Linked DNA regions of Homo sapiens: region 2 is linked to region 1. The links are chromatin contacts, found by Hi-C or POLR2A ChIA-PET in ENCODE. All regions are on one chromosome and are shown on one strand. The core of a region is the stretch at or near the end of the contact, and the rest is flanking DNA. Distances in the headings are between cores, read along the strand shown.

The links. A loop is a pair of places that touch in the nucleus more often than their neighbours do. ChIA-PET counts read pairs that join two places held with the same protein, here RNA polymerase II (POLR2A). Pooled maps may share reads with other maps.
Region 2: a loop to region 1 is called in a pooled map, with 2.2 times the contacts of the local background. The contact joins two enhancer-like sites. A Hi-C loop is called at or near these places in 1 of 168 maps with a recorded cell type or tissue (sciatic nerve) and 1 of 50 pooled maps. POLR2A ChIA-PET finds 5 or more read pairs at or near these places in 2 of 52 experiments (BJ and Panc1).

The regions. Positions count from the first base shown.
Region 1 is chr20:46,813,496-46,816,195 of GRCh38, forward strand. No RefSeq gene overlaps it. Among named protein-coding and RNA genes, the nearest start is that of EYA2, 80 kb to the right of the region's middle. Within about 2 kb of position 1,321, at least 3 of the 41 ENCODE cell types and tissues checked have a DNase peak (open chromatin) inside an H3K27ac peak, as active enhancers do.
Region 2 is chr20:46,849,187-46,851,966 of GRCh38, forward strand. No RefSeq gene overlaps it. Among named protein-coding and RNA genes, the nearest start is that of EYA2, 44 kb to the right of the region's middle. Within about 2 kb of position 1,490, at least 2 of the 41 ENCODE cell types and tissues checked have a DNase peak (open chromatin) inside an H3K27ac peak, as active enhancers do.

The DNA of each region.
Region 1 (2,700 bases), core at 71-2,570:
AAATTTAAGAGGATGCCCCAAAAACTCAGTAATCAAGATAAATTGTATCTTAATGCAATATTTTTAAAAATCAAAATTAATGCTAAAAACCATCCATAATGAGCAAAATATCAACGTTTTAAAGACAGCATCTGACAGTGTCATACTGGCTTTGTTGAGCCTGTGGCCAAAGGAAAAACGTGCCTTCATATACATATTTTAATGTATTCTTTAATGGTAATTTTCTCCCAAATCGTTGAAGTAGTTGAAAAATATACACTGAAAAGTTAGAAGTAAGTGTATTAAAACTCACAGCATTACTTATGTTTTATTTTATTTATACCCCAAACAGAATTTGTATCAATTTTACTTTGCTGGGTTTAATGGAAGCAAACTCATCGCTAATATTTTCAAAATCTACTCCTGGAAAGAATTTAACTGTGAAAAAATAGATTATTTATATGTATGAGGCTAGCCGGGCATGGTTGCGAATGTCTGTAGTTCCAGCTACTCAGGAGGCTGAGGCAGGAGGATCGCTTGAGCCTGGGAGCTCGAGGCTTCAGTGAGCTAAGATCGAGCCACTGAACTCCAGCCTAGGTGACACAGTGAGATCCTGTCTCAATGATAATAATAATAATAATAATAATAATAAGGCTGGGTGCAGTGGCTCATGCCTGTAATCCTAGAACTTTGGGAGGCCAAGGTGGGGGCGGATCATGAAGTCAGGAGTTCAGGACCAGCCTGACCAACATGGTGAAACCCCGTCTCTACTAAAAAAAAAAAAAAAAAAAAAAAAAAATTAGCCGGGCGTGGTGGCAAGTGGCTATAATCACAGCTACTCAGGAGGCGGAGGCAGGAGAATCACTTGAACTCGGGTGGCAGAGGTTGCAGTGAGCTGAGATCGCGCCACTGCACTCCAACCTGGGTGACAGAGTGAGACTCCGTCTCAAATAATAATAATAATATTAATAATTTTTTAAAGTCATATATATGAAGGCTGCACATTTTCCCTTTGGCCTCAGGCTTCAAAATGACTCAACAAGGTGCTGGTATCGTTAATTTGCCTTTGCAGAGGGTGGCACCAATTGATGCTTCCACTGACAGCAGGCTCCATTTTTTCAAGCACCTTTTGGGATTAAGCTGCTCAGCAGAGGGTCATTATCCCCACATTTGGGCCTTCATCTGGGAGGAGCCAGGAGCTGGTATGCCTACCTGGGCTGGCTTTCTGTCCTCCCTTTCTTGTGAGAGCTTCCCAGATGCCTCTGCCAAGCCTGGGCAGCTCAGGTTACTGCAGACTCTAAGAGCTGCCTTATCTCAGATCTGCAAAGCCCCAGCACTTCATTCTCAGGAAAACCTTTTAACTCTGGGGTAGACAAACTCTAAAAACTCTAGAGCTGCCTTGGGGCAATGACAGCAGCTCCTCGATGGACTAGATCTGGGACCCCTGCAGAAATAATCTCATGAATGTTCCCTTACCTGTGGCCAGCAAGACCTGCTCCATTCCTTCCTTTATTTACATCCTCAGTGGCTACCCTGAGTCACTGCTCTGATCAGCCCTGAGTCAAAGCCTGGGACCGAGGCGAGTTAGTCATGGTCTCTGGAGCTCAAAGGGGCAGACAGACGGGTAAACAAAGAGTTTCCAAGACTCTTTCATGTCTGTTATTATCTCACCACATTGTCCCCAGAGACTTGGGAGCACTTGGGCCAGATATAATTGGATGTCAATAGGCATCTCAATCTTAACATGTCTAAAGCAGTAATACTAATAACAAAACCACTAGTAATAATAATAATAGTGTTTACTGCACAAGGCACTGTTATAAGTGCTTTACATATTGTAACTCACTCAGTCCTCATCACGACCCTCTGAAGTACAGCTTTTAGTTTCATTTTACAGATAAAGAAATCGAGGCATTAAGGGACTCAGTGGCTTGCCTAAGTTCCTGCAGATGTTAAATGGCAGTGCTGGGACATGTACCCAAGGGTCTGGCTCCAGAGTCCGTGCTCTTAACAATGACCCTCTGATCTTCAGTTCCTTCCCATTTCCCCTATATCTTCCACATCTCACAAAGTGGCATCGCACAAAAAAATAAATAAATAAAAACATCTATGCACCATTTTTATTCCACTCTTACCCAATTCTTTTCATACCTGACTTCTCGTCATCACTCAAATATCAGAGATGTCTCAAATTTCAGTTTTCCTGAAAGCAATCACTGAGAAAGGGATTCAAGGGTACGTAGCTTATTTAAGAGATGAGAGGTGACGGTTCAAGGAGAAGCATTGAAGAAGACAGAGGAGAAAAGTCAGCAGATACAGTGTGCCTTATCAAGTCAGCCACCACAACAGGTGACCACAGACAGCTTCATCCCTCCAACAAACTCTGGGAAAGAGTGCAAAGCACACAGCTCAGAATTATTCCGTCTACACTTCGAGGGAGCTGGGATATTGATACGCTAACTCCTGAGAGTCATTGGTTGAGATGTACTGGGGAGGAGTGTGCAGTGTTAAATCGTGGGCACTTCTTCCAGCCAGCAGCAAGTCCTTCCAGTTTCAGGGAAAAAAACCCAGGTAAAGATGCAGATACTGGCAATTAAAAGTCACTAGAGCATCTAGGGACCATTTGCTATCCCTCACCTACTCCTCCTCATCTCTTTCTTCTTGTACGTAAGACGCAGAAGAAAAGGAAAGCAATACAGAGTATATCACCAAGCAGGTTTT
Region 2 (2,780 bases), core at 240-2,739, 36 kb after region 1:
GAAAACAGAGGGTTCTGTGAATGCACAGAGGAGGGACCCAACCCAGATTTGGGAATCAGGGAGGACTCTAGGCTGATACCTGAAGGATAAACAAAAGTTAACGAAATAAAAGGGAAAGTGTATTCTTCAGGAAGCGTTCAGTTGCAATTGACAGAAACCTAGCTCAAGTTGCTTTAAACAAACAGAGAAATACACATGTGTTCATGTAACTGAAATACATTGGCTCACGTAACTGGAAAGTCCCAGAGTTGTTTGCTTCAGGAATGGCTGGATCTAGGCGCTTGAGTGATGTCATTAGGAATCCATCTCTATCTCTTGAGTCTGCATGCCTCTCTGCAGCTTCATTTCAATCAGGGTACACATTCATGGTGGCAAAGACATTCATGGTGGCAAAGACATTCCTGTGCAGTTCCAGGCTGACATCCTGTCTGCTTAAAACCTCCATAGAAAGGCACCTCACAATAGTGCCAGCAAAAGTCCTGAGGTTGACTCTGCTTTGCCCAGGCTTGATTCTGTTCGACCCCATAGCTTGGTCATACCCACCCACAGTATGCGGATAGAGCAGACTCCCAAGGAGACTGAGGTGCTTTTACCAGGAAAAGAGGGAACTATGCCAGGCCAGGAAAAGGGAGATGAAAAAACTTGATCTCTGCTTGGAAGAAGGAAGCAAAGGAGGGTACCAGGCAGAGAAGCTGTGATGCATCCGAGGAGAAGTTCAGGATGCGATGTGCAGCATCTGAGTGTGGAGTAGAGGGATGAATCTGGAAGGCGGCAGGAGGCAGGTCAGATGAGGCCTCTTAACCACGTTAGGGATCAGCCTTTATCCCAAGCACAGTGAGAAGCCATTTCAGGGCTTTAAGAAGGAGACTGAAGATTCTAAATCGCCCTCACTTTTGATGAGTTAACAGCATTATGGGAAGTGGGGAGAGAAGGAAGAGGCATTAATTTTCAAGATCAGTCCTTAAAGTAACCCCGTCAAAGCAAACCATGTAATTTAGCAAATCACAGTTTCCATTGAAACTTGTTCAGGTAATACGTGCTCCTCCAATTAGTATAACAGCCCAGAGATGCTTTTCCAGGACAAGATGGCCTTTGGGTCATCATGTTCTTTGCTGCAATTCACTCAAGTGATTTCATTCCTTAGTTGAAAGAAGTGGCTGCTTGTACCAAGGGTCACTGAACACCAGTGGCTACAATTTTTTGAAATAGGCTTCTTGTAGCACCTACTGACCAACAGCCTCAAGCCTGAGGCTTTGAGAGAATGAGCAGAGTTAACCCTTCAGCAGCCTCAGCCCTCACCCAGCAGGAAGGCCACAGCTGTCCTCCAGTGCAGGACAAATCCTGCCCTGGAAAAAAACCATACAGGGCAAGCCTCAGTTCCGCTCATAAATCAATGTCTGCAAGTCTGTTTCTACGTGTAGTTAAGTTACACGGAAAAGTACAACTGGATTTGTCCCCGGTTTTCCCATTAGGGATAATATAAAGTGGAGGCGGAAGTTAATTGAGTTCAGAGTTCGCCGTGTGATGTCAGGGAAGCGGGGCTCTGGCAAGCAGGTCGTGTGTAACATGTGTTCTGAGGGTAGTGTTTTCACACAACCTCCCTGGGGGAGAAAAGCGTTCTTTCACCAGGAGTGCGATCTTCAGAAAACAGGCTTCTGGGGTTCCAAAGGGGCTTTCACCTACATTACAGGATAAAGGTCTCATTTTCCTTACAGAGACGTTCGTGCAATGAGCATGCCTGTGATATTCAAGAAAGGGTAATAAAAACCCCTGCCTTTCAACAAGAGTCATAAAGGTCGGTGGTTCAGAATAGAGACCCTGGAGCCAGACTGCCAGATCAGTCAGTCACAAGTAGGGAGACAGGGCAAGGATCACTTCACTCTCTGGGCCTCGATTTTCTAATCTGTGAAATGGAGCATTCAATTAGAGCCTCTACCTCATAAATTCACTGTGAGGATTAAATACGTTAATATATATCAAGTGCTATAAACAGTGCCTGGCTTTCAGAAATTACCACCTATGGTAGGGCGTGGCACTTAGTTCTTTACAGGCATTATTTCATTGCATAATTTAAAAAATAAAGAAAAATGTTGTGAGTTGGCGAAGATTGATTTACCATAAGGCTGCTGAAATTTAAGTGTCAGGGTCTTCACTTTCACTGCCTCTTCCAAAGCTCTGGAAGGGCCCCAGAAATAAGCTCACAAAGGCATGTACTGTAATAATTGCAAAAGTACGGTCTATTTCTTCTTTTTTTTTCAAGACGGAGTCTCGCTCTATCTCCCAGGCTAGAGTGCAGTGGCACAGTCTCTGCTCACTGCAACCTCCGCCTCCAGGTTCAAGCAATTCTCCTGCCTCAGCCTCCAGAGTAGCTGGGACTACAGGTGTGCACCACCATGCCTGGCTAATTTTTGTATTTTTGTAAAGATGGTGTTTCACCATGTTGTCCATCCTGGTCTTGAACTCCTGACCTCAGATGATCTGCCCACCCTGGCCTCCCAAAGTGCTGGGATTACAAGTGTGAGCCACCGTGTCCGGCCAGTAAGACCTATTCCTATCTTTATTCTTATAAGGGACTCTAAAATTGTGTAAGCCTCAGCCCCCACAAAAAATGGATTCTCTCTGGGAAGAAGGGCTTCTTATTTCCATCTTGAAGATGAGAAAACAGGCTCAGAGAGGCCCAAAGTCACATAGCTAGAGAGGAGTGGAGCCGGGACTCCAGCCCGAGTCTGTCTGTCTGGCATCCACTGCACTCCTCTGCCAGCCTTGAGGTGGGGACAAAC